Regions from separate parts of the Homo sapiens genome. Here region 1 is linked to region 2. A link is an interaction called in ENCODE POLR2A ChIA-PET data of the cell type or tissue named here. Cell type or tissue: A673. All regions are shown on one strand. Each heading gives the region's core, and the rest is flanking DNA. Links, peaks and the distances in the headings are about the cores only.

Region 1 (7,949 bases), core at 501-5,500, 60 kb before region 2:
CTTCTGGTTTAATCTTCCCTGAGTCTGTGATGCTAAGCCTCAACTCAGCATCTTTCAAGAAAAAAGCATGTGTCTATGCACACACACATGCATGCACACACACACGCATGCACACACACACACACACACCCCTCTGGCTGAAAAACATTGGCAGTTCCCAAAGAAGCAATTTGCTGCAGTCACACCCGGCCAGGTTTTCCTGCACTGCAAAGCACAGCGATTAAAACATGTCAGGGAAGCTGCACTGCTATTTGGAGGGAGAATTATTAATTTATGTTTACAGTTTTCAAATCCAATCATAGCCATGTACCTGGACCATTACAGCTGTGTAATAAAAATAGTGTGACTGTTTTTATTTTGCAGAAACTATCATTTCCTTAGATTTTGCAATTCACTAACATTAATTGGCAAAATTGAATTCTTCCAGCATGAACAGAGATAAATGACCCTTCATTATTTAATCAGGAGAAAAACCAAGGACTTTGTACACAGATGCTCTGACCACAAGATTTTACTGGGAACCTGAGGGATCTGCTTCCTGTTTCATTCAAGTCCAGACACATAAGACAGACTTGTAGGGGTCAGGGGTGGTAGGTAAGACACTGGAGGTATAGAGCCAGGACCCACAAGGCCATGGGGCAGATCTGTGGGCATTATCTTGACAGGCCAAGAGGGGTCAGTCCAGGACCCCCTAAGGACCACTGGAGTGTTCTCTCTCCAAACCAAGACTGAGTGGCTGTTACGGGATGACCAGGGATGCAGAGATTATTAAACCCAGCACTTCCTTTACTCTAGACTATCAGCTCTGGTAAACTCCTATGAATCCTGCAAAACCCAGGCCAAAGGTTCCTACCTTGGTAAAACCTTCTCCAATGACTAAGTCAGTGACTTTTATGCTTTTCTTATATTTCAAATATAGCATTTTAATTTGTCTGCCTATTAACCAACTCCCCCATAAGACTGGGATTTATGAGGACTGGGTCTGTGTCTGTTTCCCCAGCCCTAGCACAGCACCACATAGTAGCATCACAAAGTAGATGCTCAATGGAAGGGGAGACAAGAGAAAGGGAAAAAGGGGGAAAATGGCTTAGTAGATTCCATTGTATCAGGGATCCCATTGTATCCCATTGTAATAATGACATGTGACAATAGCCAAAACCAATGGCTTATAGGAAGCACTTATTTCTCATTTGTGGGTCGACAGGTAGGCTGCCCTCTGCTGGTGGTTCACCCTGGCTTCAGGCTACAGGTGGGGTTCAGGTCTACTGCATGGAGAAGCAGCTTCCCCGGGGCTTGTCCTTTTCATAACAGGTAGCAGAAACGTGAGACTTGGAGCTAACTCATGCCAGCACATTTAAAGTCTGTAATTGAATCACATCCACCAACACTTGATTGGCCACATCAAATCTTCTGACCAAGTTCAACATCAATCGGTAGGAAGAGGGGGCAGGATGTTCCCCATCTCTACTGAGACGCATAGCAAAGTCACATGGCAAACAGTGTGGCTATATAATATACAGAGAAGGGGAAATAAGGAAGCAGTAGGGGGAAATGGTTAAGCGTTAGACTCTAAAGACTGATTGCCTGAGTTCAAATTCTGGCTCCAACCAACCAAGATTGTGACCATGGAGGAAGTGACTCAAACACTCAGTGCCTCAGCCTCCCCACCTATCAAATGGATATAACAATAATACCTACTGCAGGCAGTTGCTACGAGGATTTAATGAAAATGGCCCACGCAAAGCATTTAGCACAAGGTCTGGTCGTAGCAAACACTTAATACATTCTACCTGTTAGTTTAATTCTCTCCCTTCTCTGCATTGGATCTTTTCCCAGAAAATATCAAACACTTCCCAGCCCCCATCCCTTTCCTATGCCAACCACACGCCCTCCTGTGGCTAGACTCCCCAGTTTCTTCCCAATTAGTTCACATATTTTATCTCATTCATGTGATCCCTTTATTAACCATGAGTAGACCTTTAGTAGCTGCTCAAAGTGCCCCCAGATGTCAGGCTCAAGGCTAGCACCAAAGCCCCAGGCTGACATTGATGTGAGCATCACCAAAGTCATTCTGCCCATAAAGAAGGTGTCGCAATGATGGATGGCTGCAGGCTTCTGAGCTGCAGTGTGCCTCCCAGACAATCCATCTCTTCCTTGGGATCCTGAATGCAGTCATGAAGATGAAGAGCGCACAGTGGGAGTCAACCTCGCTCTCCAATGAATGTATAAGGTATGCCCGCCAGCAGCCTGAGTTTTTAACTGGATTAAATCAAGACACGTTCAAGACAAAACACAGATAAGTGCCTCTCAGGTGCCACTCCTGGGTCCAAGGGGCCCAACTCCACCTTAGAATCAAAGACCCTTGGGCCAGGCTCGTGCTTGTAATCCCAGCTCCTTGGGAGGCTGAGGTGGAAAGATTGCCTGAGCCCAGGATTTCGAGGCTGCAGTGAGCTATGATCCTGCCACTGCAATCCAGCTTGGGTGACAGAGTAAGACCCTGTCTCTTAAAAAAAAAAAAAAAAAAAAAAAGCCTTGAAGCTGAACTAGACCTTGGCCCTCAGCTGGCCCAGCTCTGGCTTCTCAAATCTATTTTACAAAGCAGAAAGCTACTAATTCCCAGGAGGAGAAGTCTCTCTAATTCACAACTTGTTTGAGCACACAACAAAGATTAGAATCTATCGCCTGTTAGAGCTCTTTCTCCAAAATTAGAGATCAGGGAAAAAAAAAAAAGATTTCTTCAAATGGAGCATTTTGTTTTTCACTCCAAGGCATGTACTCAGCAAAATTAAAGATCAAAATATTTTGTGAAAAGGCAATGCTTTAAAGAATTCTCCTACCTAGAAGTTACTCTTTCTTTCCCCAAAATATGCCCATGTATGCTTCTGACCATCATCCCCATGCAGAGCCTTGCTGGATCAATATTTTATTCAGGACAAAAATCATGTCCTGAATTTTTTATTATGTTAATCACACATTGTACAGGCAACAGTGTCTTGGGAATAGTGAGTTTCTAAACTCTACTTTCCAACTCATTTTCTCCTGATTTGCAATTCAGAAAACTAGTGACAAGCATGATTTCAGAAGCCATACTGATGTTGTGTGACCTTGGGCAAGTCACTTACCCTTTCTAAGCTTCAGTGTTAACAGAACAATAAGAAAAGAAAAATAGGAATTCAGGGAGATAATACACAGAGTGCCAGGTATATAACAAGTTCTCAGAGAAGCTGTTACTATGGTTACAGTTGTCATCATCAATGTCACCACTGTCATCATCATCATCATACATGATCCAGAAGGACCCAGCAAAAGGAAGTAACACAACGGGATCTCCACCCAAGTTTCTTAACTATATGAGAAAGCACTTTCAGGAGAACCCCAGGTATGGCACATTTTTAAAGTCACAGGCTATTAGTTTACAGGAACCTGATCTTCTCCGCAAAACCTGAGCAATGAAATTTCTGACCACTGCATACAAACACACCCTCTGCTTCCTCCAGTATGTGTAGCTTAGCTCTGTGGTTAACAGTTTCAGCTCTGAAATTGGATGGAGCCAAGCTGGAATTTCACCTCTGCCATTGACTCGGCTCTCTTTTCTGTTCCTTGAACCCACTGCCAGGCTTGTTCCCACCATAGAATCTTTGCAGGGGCCCTGCCCCTGCCTGGGATGCCCTCCTCCTTGATGTTCATGTGACCATATCTTTTCCATCACTCAGGTCTCAGCCCAAATGTGGCCCCTTGCAGGGCAGCCTCTGAGCACCCTGTACTTGTGTCTCTTCCGCTCCACACATCCAGTTTCCTCTCTGTTTCAGTTGCTATGCGACCTTCTAAATATCAGAATATGGATCTAGCTTTTGGATTCCCACTAAGATGCAAGCTTCTTGGGGCAGGAAACTTCTCCATCCTGCATCCACTGTATTTTCCATGCCTAAAAACATGCCTGGCTCAAAAGAGATCCTCCACCAAGAGCCACTGAATCAAAGAATGCAACAGTACCATTGGGATTTGAACATAGGTCCAAAGTGGATAAAAGTGAAGTTGGGATTTGGACATAGGTCTGCCTGGGACACAGACCAAACTCCTAACCCACCTCTGATGGTTCTTTGCCCAGCTATTCCTAACCTTGTCTTCTGATGTGATGAGCAGAAAAAAATACTTCCTCCTGCTCAAACCCTTTTAGGTGTCTGTAAACAGCTCCCAGGCCCCATTTTAAGCCCTCTCTGTAATGCCCCACTGTGCTCAGCTCTGTTTTATACAGAAAGTCTTCCAAACCTGCTTCAGGGTCCCTGTGTGACCTTCTAGTTCCTCAGTGTCTTTCTTCTCCAACTGCACTAGGACCAGGTTCATTCCAGGGAAGACACAGGCACCTTGATATTGTACTTCTATTAACAAAACCCAGGACTGCATTATTATGATCTTAAAAGATTTCTGAAAGGGCTTTATAGAACACGGAAATTGGGTCACACACAAAAACAAGAATCCTGCTTGATGAAACTGAAAATGTGACATCTCTTTTTTAGCATAGCTGCCACGCTACAATGACAGAATCTTGCATGAGGGTTTTCATGGAAAACAAAGGGCCGAGTGACATGGGATTTTAGGCACTTTACGACAAATGCATATTTAAAACACATATTTTTGCAGGTTTTTTTCTTTGAGCACCATAGCAAGGTTAACCTTTGAAAGGGAGCAAAAATCATAGATGATAAATGTTTCTTGTCTCCCTAGCTATTCCCTTTGAAGCCCTAACTTGGAAAAATAGCAAATATGGAGGATGCTATTTTAACTGTCACCCCAGTATCAAATATGATATGTCACTCCAGCCAGCATTTTGTCACCTTAAGATACTGATTTGTGCTTGGGAAAATTTACAGCCATTTATGGCTGTCATGCACTGAAGTTCCCAGGAGATTTTTTTTTTTTTTTTAACTCTTAAAGATAAATCTTCCTTTCTTATTTTCATTGCCTGGTTATTTTTACTCATTAATAACAAGGACCTGTAAGCTTCACTGTAATCAGGACCCAATGTCACTGGCTACACGTGTACATGCCTTTGTGCAAAGGGGACTTGAAAATAGGGAAAAGGCAGGGGAAATGTGGGAGGAAGCCATCGGGTGACTCAGAAACACAAGTGGAGACTGTTCATTGCTTCATTCTTGTCCTAAACATGGAATTCGAAAATTTCAGGGTAAGAAAAGAAAGCACCTCCAGCTCACATAGGCAGAGTTGCCACCACACTAAGAGTGAGCCCCTATTCTCCCAGCAGGGAGGTGCAGTGTTCACTGGTGGTCTCAGCCAGCCAGGGCAGACAGCCAGCCTGGTGTGTCCTAGTCCTGCCCACTCTGGGTAGTAACAGCACGGTGAGCCAGGGCATAGGGAAGCATGAAGTGCTGTCGGAGTCAGCAAGACCCCAACTCAGTTTGGGAGAGAATTGGTGAAAGCTTCCTAGGAGAAGTGACTCATTAGTGAAGACTCAAATGAGAACTAGATCCTTTGAAATGAAAAAAAACAAAGGGAGAGAGAAACCATTATCAAAACCAAATCACGCTCTGTCCCCCAACCACCCCATATGTGCCCCTCCCAAGTCTCTACCATCTCAGTCAATGGCCACTCCATCCTATGGGCCACCCAGGGGAGACCCTCATGGTCATTCACTCTTCTGCCCTCACTCCCCAACTTCAATCATCAGCAAATCCTCCAAGAACTATTTTTGAAATGGATCCCAACTCTATTTGCAACTCCCAGTGCTTGAGTCCAATTCATGGTCACACCCACTCTTCCCAACCTGGACTCTCTGCCTCTGTCCTCTAGTGCTTATGGTCCATTTTCAACCGCTGGCCAGAGAGCTCCTTGAACTTGTATGTCAGTCAAGGTACTTCTGCATTCCCAGCTTCCCCTTTCACCCATAACAAAATCTAAATTCCCTTCAACAGTCTACAAGGTCCCAAGTGATCTCCATAGCCTACCCCAGCTCAGTGCCTCTCGGGCCTCACTTCCTGCTATTTTCTCCTCATTCATTGCCTACCGGGACATTCCTTAATCTATCGCAGGGTCTTTAGACCTCCCATCCCATCTGCCTGGAGCACCATCTCCCAGGTACTCACATCTCTTTCAGATCTTTGCCCAAAAGTCACTGCCACATTGAGGCCTTTTCCAACCACCCATACTCCCATCCCCCTTTGACACTTTATTTAGCTCTCACAGATAAGAACATCCTTTCAACATAACCACATTAGATTATCCTGCCAAGTGGTGACTCTTTCAAAACTATGGCAAAGTATAAAGAACTATACCAGCCATAAAAAGGAATAAAGCACTGATACATGCAGGAACACGGATTGTATCTGAAATTACTCGAAAACATTAAGCAAAGTGCAAGACGCCAGTCACAAAAAGACCACGTAATCTATGATCCCATCGCTGTGAAATGTCCAGAATAGATAAATACATAGAAACAGAAAGCAGATGAGTGGTCGCCCGGGGTGGAAGGAATCTGGGGATATGGAGTGGGTGAGACCTAAAGTGTATGGGGTTCTATGTGAGCTGATAAAAATGCTCTAAATTTGACTTTGTTGATGGTGGCATACACCTGTGAATATACTAAAAATCACTGAATTGTACACGTCAAATGGGTGAATTGTATGATATTGTGAACGCTGAGTATCTGAGACAGGTCTTAGTTAATTTAGAAAGTTTATGTTGCCAAGGTTGAGGACCCGCATCCATGACACAGCCTCAGGGGATCCTGACGACATGTGCCCAAGGTGGTCAGACACAGCTTCGTTTTATACATTTTGGGGAAAAATAAGACATCAATCAACGTATGGAAGAGGAACACTGGTTCAGTCTGGAAAGGCGAGACAACTCGAAGCAATTGCTGGATGACTCAAAGTGGGGTAGGGGGCTTCCAGGTCATAGGTAGATAAGACACAAATGGTTGTATTCTTTTGAGTTTCTGATGAGCCTCTCCAAAGGAGGCAATCAGATATGCATTTATCTCAGTGAGCACAGGGATGACTGAATAGAATCAGAGGCAGGTTTGCCCTAAGCGGTTCCCAGCTTGACTTTTCCCTTTAGATTAGTGATATTGGGGCCCCAAGATTTATTTTCCTTTCACAATATATAAATTAAATCTCAATAAAGCTGTTTTTTAAAAAGAACTATACCGCCTAGAATTAAAACATGATCACTTTATTTGCTTCAGTGTATTTTAATAAAAGAAAATATTACTGAAGTTGAAGTCCCCTTCATACCCACATAAATTTTGCTACATCAAAAAATTATTTAAAATTTTTTAATTACAGTTTTACTGCTAAGTCTTCTATCTTTTAAGCCATACCTTTGAGTTTTTAGCCTTCATTTACATGGATTTACCTTGAGGGGCCTTTTCCAGTTCTAGCTATCTTTGGATGATAAAAATCTCAAAGAATAACTGAGCCAGTGCTTGCAGATTGAGTTTATGGCACTGGGAAGCAGTGAGCCATGAAAAAAACAAAAGTACAGAGAGAACATTATCAAAACCAAATCACTGCTCTTCCCCACCACCCCATATTTGGCCCTCCCATCCATTCTCTATTCTCTCAGCCAAAGGCCACTCTGCCCGACGGGCCATCCAGGGGAGACCCGCATGGTCAGCATCCACTCTTCTCTTGCCCTCACTCCCCAGCATTCAATCCATCAGCAAATCCTAGGATTTAACTATACATCAACTGGACATTTCCTAGGATTTAACTATAGTGGACCCTCAAACAACACAGCTTTGAACTGCATGGGTCCACTTACATAGCATATATTTCAATAAAAGTGACATCAAGTGTGCCTGCCTTTCCTCCCCTTCCACCTCCACCACTTCTTCTGCCTCTGCCGCCCCTAAGACAGCGAGACCAACCCCTCCTCATCCTCCTCCTCATCAGCCTACTCAGCATGAAGGCGACAAGGATGATGACCTTTAT
Region 2 (7,949 bases), core at 1,830-6,829:
GAGGCAGCTGCTCGGCCATCTCTTCATTTCTTTTTCTAAATAATCGATACACGTGGATTGTGGCTGTTATAAATGCCAAGCCACAATTTGTGACTGAGGCCAGTGCGAATCAGTTCAGGCAGCTCACAACTGGAGGCCTCCCCCACTGGAGCCAGAGAGGAGCAATAAAAATGCTCAAGGCTGCAGCAGCATTTTTTTTTTTTTTCCTATTAAGTCTCAGTGCTGGAGGTTCAAGATTTCATTGAAGCCTGAAGACTCGCTGGGAGGGAGGGGGTCACAGCCTGAGGTTTTCCATGAGGCTCAGTTGACCTTGGGAAGCTCAAGGACTCTAGGGGGATGGAGAGAGCATGGACTCTGATCTTTAAAAGTACAAGTCTTTGGGCAAAGTGACCCATCACTCCTACAGACCACAGGGAAGAGCTTTTATTCTGCAGACAACGGTAATGCCCTTGGCCTCCAGGCCTTTGCACCTGTAATTCTCTTGGCCTGTGATGTTTCATTTCCTTCTTGCCCCTTGCCTTGGTTAACTTGACTTTTCATTCTGGTTTCAGCTTGGTTGTTTCCTCCTCCAGGAAGTCTTCCCTGACCTACCAGGCTGGGTTGGGCATCTTCCTCTATGCTTCCATAATGCGGAACCTGGTTTTCCTTGCCCAACAGCACTTACTCCTTTTTCCAACAACAGAACCTCATGTCCTTTGGGAAGTCCCCTGCACCCCTGCAACAGCCTTGGCACACTGTCAATCATGAATCTTGTTCTCTTCTAGGCAAAGAAGTGGACACAGAACTGAGGTCAAGCCAGATTCTCATGCTGAGGCAACCTGATGTTGATGAAGTTGAGAAAAATGGTGAGAACAAATTTGTCCCAATGGCATAGACTCCAGAAGAGACTGACTGTATTTCCTCTCTTTAGGTCCCCAGAGCTATGTATCCCTGTCCTTTGTGAGCCTGGCTGCTCAGCTTCTCCTGTGAATTATTCCATAGCCTCCCTATGCACGGTCTTTGGCTGAGATTAGCCAGAATCTTCTTCTGTTGCTTACAACCAAAGAATCCTAAGATCCTCTGACATCTCACCCATCACTCCATGTAGTGACGGCCTAAGAACAGTGGCTGTCACTCACCTTCATGCCCTCAGCACCTAGTGCAGGGCTTGGTACATGGCAGCTCTTCACTGGTTTATTGAGTAGAAACTCCTCGTGCTAATCACTAAGTAATGCTTCTTTGATCTGCTGTGGCAAGAGCTGTCAAATTGACAAGCATCCTGTACTGACAAAGCTGCTCAGGGGTGCCAGCACTTGGAGAAGAACATGACATAATAGAAACACATCAGGTTTCAAGGCAAGAGCTTGCAGGAAAAGCACTAATTCATCAGAGCACAGCCACCACAGAGACATTCGCTCAAGACCTATTGAAAAACAAGTCCCTGGTTACTGCAAAGAATGTTCCAGAACAATGCATATAAGCATATATATAATTCAATTAATCCGACTTCGTATCCAGCTGCCCTTTGGATCTGCCCCCTGAAAAGTGTCCCATCTCCTCCCACTTCCCAGAAGAGCTTAGAAAGTCATTCTTATCTGAGAGATCAAACATCATTCTTCATCTTAGATCGGGAGTCAACAAAATTTTTGTGCAAAGGGCCAGATAGCAAATATTTTGCAAGCCATCCAGTCTCTGTTGCAAGTACTCCACTTTGCTGTCATAGCACAAAAGCAGCCATGGATGGCGTGTAAACAAATCAGCATGGGTGTGTACCAATAAAACTTTATTTATGGACACTGAAAGTTCAATGTCATGTAATTTTCATGTGTTACAAAGTAGTCTTCTTTTGATTTTTTTCTCAGCCATTTAAAAATGTAAAAACCCAGGAGCTGAATGATAAGAACTTAGGAACACAAAGAAGGGAAGAACAGACACTGAGGTCTACTTGATGGGGGAGGGTGGGAGGAGGGAAAGGAACAGAAAAGATAACTATTAGGTACTGGGCTTAATACCTGGGTGATGAAATAATATGTACAATATGTAATATGTACAACCCGTGTTTGCCTATGTAACAAACCTTCACATGTACCCCAAACCTAAAATAAAAGTTAAAAATAAATAAATTAATAAAAATGTAAAGACCATTCGAGAGCCATGGGCCATATTTGGCCAATGTGTGCTGGTTCTAGTCTAGTTGGTGGCTTACTTGCTCACCCATGAAACACAGTGACCACAATGCTCACTCGCCTTCCCAGCCAACTCCCCCCCAGGAAGGAAACTGTACGTGGTCAGGAGCACGCAGAGGAAGCACAGACAGGAATCCTGCTCTAACAGGAGGTATAGGGAGCAAGGTTAACAGCTGTAGAATCAGACCCAGGACAGAATTCTGTTATTTCCTGCTCTCTATTTGTGTAGCTCCCAGCAATTTGGTGAACTTTTCTAAATCTTGGTTTTTATCTTATGAAAAAGGGGTGCATCCTGTCTCATGGGGTTGTAAGGATTCCATCAAATACCCTGTGCACAGTAAGAAACTTAAACAAATTTACAAGAAAAAAACAACTATAAAAAAGTGGGCAAAGGACATGAACAGATATTTTTCAGAACAACACATACATGTGTCCAAACAAGCATATGAAAAAAAACTCAACATCACTGATCATCAGAGAAATGCAAATCACAACCACACTATGATACCATCTAACACCAGTCAAAATGGTGATTATTAAAAAGTCAAAAAATAACAGACGCTGGCAAGGTTGTGGAGAAAAAGGAACACTTATATACTGTTGGTGGGAGTGTAAATTAGTTCAGCCATTGTGGAAGACAGTGTGGTGATTCGTCAAAGACCTAAAGACAGAAATACCATTTGACCCAGCAATCCCATTACTGAGTATATACCCAAAGGAATATAAATAGTTCTGTTATAAAGACACATGCACATGTATGTTCATTGCAGCACTATTCACAATAGCAAAGACGTGGAATCAACCTAAATGCCCATCAGTGATAGACTGGATAAAGAAACTGTGGTACATATACACCATGAAATACTATACAGCCACAAAAAAGAACAAGATCATGTCCTTTGCAGGACACAGGAGGCCATTATTCTTAGTAAACTAACACAGGAACAAAAAACCAAATACCGCATGTTCTCGCTTACAAGTGGGAGCTAAACGATGAGAACCCATGGAAACATAGAGGGGAACGACACACACTGAGGCCTTTTTGAAGGGTAGAGGGTAGGAGGCGGAGAGAATCAGGAAAAGTAACTAATGGATACTAGGCTTAATACCTGGGTGAAGAAATAATCTGTACAACAAATCCCCATGATACAAGTTTACCTATGTAACAAACCTGTACTTGTACTCCTAAACTTAAAAGTTAAAAAGAAAGAAAGAAAGAAAGAAAGAAAGAAAGAAAGAAAGAAAGAAAGAAAGAAAGAAAGAAAGAAAGAAAGAAAGATGCTATTCAAAGCACTTATTCAGAGCCTGGCACATAGCAATAGCTTAATGGTGCTGGCTGGTCACACAGAGAAGGAACAGGACAGTTTCATTTTTTTAATGTCAATTTAGATATAACTGTGAAGAATATACGTATGTTCTATAAATGTACATTTACGGAATGTACATACAGAACAATATACGTACAAAACAAGTTTGCCATTCCCTGATATAGATGAAGAATTACGTTTGATTTCCCAGATAAGAATGACTTCTCAGCTCTTCCAGGAGGTGGGAGGAGACAGGACAAGTTTCCCGTGGCAGATCACCAGGGCAGCTAGAATGCATGGGGTGGCCCCCTGCTGACTTTTTACTTAGCAGAAACTCAGCTGGGTTTTTCTCTTCATGCTCCTTTTCCATTCATTCTGCTTAACTACTAACTTAGCTCTGCATTCAGACTAAGGGGCTCCTACGTTGCAAACAATCCCCTTTAAGTTACTCCTTATCAAGAGTCTTGGTTTGCCACCATTCCACAGCCCTCTCTGCCACACTGAGCAGATGGCCCTTGGCTTTGACAGATAAAAAAGTCTAAAAGCTTTGGGATGATACAGCTGGTTGGGCCAGATTATCCTTGAAATGACCACTAGCAATTTTTAAAGGATATTTCACTTTCAAGAACTGCAACAATTATTTAAGGTGAGAAAAACTCCACTTACAGATAAGTGGTGGAAAGTTCTAGAATTATCCACAAAAAGCGAGTAGGAGGAAAGAGTGTAGCAGATGAGATCCCAGATCCCTCCTTCCAGAAAGGGCTGGCTGCTGGGCTGCTATTGGTGCTAAAGTTCCTGCAGGATGGCCTCAGCTGCAGAGAGGCCAAAGGGCACATCCCTCCTACTCCCACCCTCCTCCCGCTGTCCCCACGAACCCTCCACTCCTCATATCTAAAGATGGCCTGGCCATTCTGGCTCTACGTGGGGCACTCCAACAAGTCATTTCAGCTTCCAGGAAACCTGTGGGGTCAGCCAGGCTGTGGGTCCTTCATGGTAATGAACTTCTCCCTCTGTCCAGTCCTGACTCTACCTCCTCCCTAAGGTGGGCCCCAAGAGCACTTCCCTAAAACCTCCCTTAGTATTAATTCTGGCCTGAAGTCTACATCCCGGAGAACCCAGATGGTGACAGTGGGGCAGCTAAGAGCGTCATCTCCAGAGTCAAACTCCCTGGCCAGGAGGGGCTGGGCCACACAGTGTGAAACTCTGACCTTTTGCAGGCCTCAATCCCTCACCTAGAAAATTATCAGCACCTTTTAATGGTAGGGCATAAATCAAATCCAGGTGCTAGGTCTCTAGGATAGTGCCCACCCTGAGAAGAGTAACTCAGTCATGCCAGGATTCCAGAAGGAGGTTCCTGGGGCCACAGCCCGCTCCTCCTGGATTTGTCCCTGAGAGCTGAGAAGTCTCATAGGCACACTAGGAGCCAAGGAGGAAGGAACCTAAAACAGCACAGAAAAGTAGGCCACAGGGGCCTGTAGCTGCAAGACGCATGTCCAATGCACGTGTTTTTGTACAGCGTGAGGCCTCCTCCAACCAGCCACAGGACACTGTGTAAAAAAGGAAGAGTCCCAGTACAACACAGAAAGGAGATTGAGTGCCACACATCTATCTTCCCTAGTGCTGCACAAGGTCAAGCATGGAAAGGGCACTTGAATATCTAATGAGCGAAGAAATAACTGGGGAGACGGGGAAGTGATGGCTAAGATTAATTCCTGCAAATATCTGTGCCAGATGTTCTTCCAGGTACAAGGGATACAGCTGTGAACAAGATGACCCATGCCTTCATGGAGCTAATAGTGTAACAGGGTGGACATAGATTAAACAGGCAATCACAGAAGCATAATTGCAAGGGACAAGTGCATCGTCCCCACAAAGGGCATAATGAGATTGATAGGGGTACCCCTGTAGACTCAGCGGTCAGAGAAGTGTTTAAATCAAGAGAGTGGCATTGAAGCGAATACCTGCATGATTGGTTAATTAGCTGGTTAAAGGGGTAGGCTTTGGGGGTTGCAGGAGGACAGGCAGGACACGTGCTAAGGAAAGGACATGCAAATATGTTCTGGGAACCGAAAGGTGTCACTGTGGCTGGAGCATAGCCAGAGGTAGAGTGGCCGGAAGTGATGCTGGGACAGGAGGCAGCAGCTGGACCACATAGAGCCTCACAAGCCATAAGTCTTTCGGGTTTTCTGTAATGCACAATGGGCAGGCTTTGGAAGGGTCAATCCAAGTAGCATCCTGATTTAAGTTTCAAACAGATATCCCCAGCTGCAGAAGAGAGGATGGGCGATAGTAAGGCAACAGGAGGAGCAAAGAAAGTCATTCTGATGATCGTAGCCCCAGCCAGGGTGGTCAGGAAGAAATGGAAAGACAGACAAATGTGATCCATGTGGGATCTGTTTCAGAGATAGAATAAAGAGGGGGAAGAAAGAATATTATGAGTGACTTCCAGGCTTTTAAAGCTGGCAAATGAGAGGATGCATGAACTATTTAGTGAAGGGGGAACATATGAAGGAGGAACTTATAGACTGGGTTGAACGGTAACCCACCAAAAAATCCATGTCTGCCCGGAAACTGTGAATGTGACCTTATTTGGAAATGAGGTCTTTGCAGATGTAGTCAGGTTAAGATGAGGTCATACTGGATTACGGTGGGCCACATCCCCCCTACATCAAATTAGGATATGACGCTAACTCAGTAGCTAGTGCCTTTGTAAGAGGAAGGCAATCTGGACACAGGGACACACAGGAGAAAGGCCACGTGCAGATGGAGGCAGAGATTGGAGTTGCATAAGGGAAGGAGCACCAAGGATTGCTGGCCATCACCAGCAGCTGGAAGGGTCAAAGAATGACCCCCCTTTAGAGCTTTCGGAGGGAGCATGGCCCTGCTGATACCTTGACTTAGGACTTTTGACCTCCAGAAATGTGAGAGAATAAGTTTCTGCTGTTTTAAGCCCCCCAGTTTATGAAAATTTGTCGTGGCAGCCCTAGGAAACTAACATAGCCCTTGAATTCCAGAATATGGAGCCAGCTGTTCTCTAGAGCACAAGTCTCAGTGGGGCCTCCTCTACCCCATCTCCAGGCAGACCTGGCTCTCACTGACCTCTTCAATGAGGGTAGCTACAAGAGTAGCTACTACCCAGGGAGAGAGCAGTTGCAGGATTTTTGTGTATAAGTAACTTAGGGCACTACAGCTTCAAAAAGCCTCCTGCCCACACAAGCGCACATGGGTGTAAGGAAGTGGCATTACAAATGGCACAGGGTGGTAAAGGAAGTGATGGTAAGAAGCTGGGAGTAGGATACCTAAGCACTCTGCAGGGCCATGGAGGACTCTTGGAAGAGACAATAGCAGGCAAACTTTTACAGAGTGGAAAAGAAGAGGAGCTGGCTAGGAGGAACGGAGTGATCCTAAGGAGCATAAACAAAGCTTCAAAGACGAAAAAAGAGCATGGTGGGCTAGGAGGGGCATGTGGCATGGAGCAGGTGGAACAGAGCAATGGGCCAAGGTGAGAGGGCCACCCAGGCCATGGTCACATGCTCAGACTCTGTGCAGCTGTGATGGAAGCCACCCAAGAATTAGCCATGAACAGGATATGGGCACGCTTGCATTTTTATGGCTACACACAAGATAGATTCGACTTATTTTTACTTAATGCTCGCTATGTTGACCCCCTAATTGCCTGATGTGTTCTGTAGGATCCCAGGAGGGTCCAACGTTAATTTTTCCTGATTTTTGTTTCAGTTTGAGTGCAATAGTCCCCAATATCACTACATAGCAGTTCCCCCCAAATAATACAAAATATCTTGAGTCCTGATCACTTAACAGGGTGACAAGTACCAGCTGGAGGGAACTGAGGCTCATTAAAGTGAAGGATTTTGGCTAAACTTTCAGTGCACTCATATCTTCACCCATTACCAGAACTACAATCATTCTTAGGGCAGCAAATGAAATAAGCTTTTTCTTCTACTCATCATGGGATTAGATATGGTCCTCGGTCCAGGACTGAAAGCCAATAACTCACTTAGAAGCACCACCAAATGACTGTATTTGGGTATCAGGCAATGACATCCCAAGAAGCTCAATAATACCCAAATTCACTGAGGACCCAAGATGAGCCCATCGTTCAGGCAATCCCCAGCTCAAAAATAGGTTAGTACTAAAGGGTTACTTTTTACTTTTTATTTCTATTTATTTATTTTTTTTGAGACAGAGTCTCGCTCTGTTGCCAGGCTGGAGTGCAGTGGTGCAATCTTGGCTCACTGAAACCTCCACCTCCCAGGTTCAGGTGATTCTCCTGCCTCAGCCTCCTGAGTAGCTGGGACTATAGGCATGCACCACCACGCCCAGCTAATTTTTGTATTTTTAATAGAGACGGGGTTTCACCATGTTGGCCAGGTTGCTCTCTAACTCTTGACCTTGTGATCCGCCGGCCTTGGCCTCCCAAAGTGCTGGGATTACAGGCATGAGCCACCGCACCCAG

Evidence for each region. ChIA-PET counts read pairs that join two places held together with the same protein. Peaks named below come from ENCODE experiments on the same cell type or tissue, not always from the same donor. Only the 100,000 strongest peaks of a DNase experiment are listed, where the experiment ranks them.
Region 1: POLR2A ChIA-PET joins it to region 2 with 15 read pairs; 3 of 35 experiments call an interaction of 5 or more read pairs at or near these places.

The regions. Positions count from the first base shown.
Region 1 is chr1:13,923,628-13,931,576 of GRCh38, reverse strand. It overlaps a transcript of KAZN not described here. Among named protein-coding and RNA genes, the nearest start is that of PRDM2, 230 kb to the right of the region's middle. In A673, for the core only: a CTCF peak has its summit at 1,223 (motif pointing left); no DNase peak of the experiment used is centred there.
Region 2 is chr1:13,865,412-13,873,360 of GRCh38, reverse strand. No RefSeq gene overlaps it. Among named protein-coding and RNA genes, the nearest start is that of PRDM2, 170 kb to the right of the region's middle. In A673, for the core only: no CTCF peak of the experiment used is centred there; a DNase peak (open chromatin) is centred at 3,770.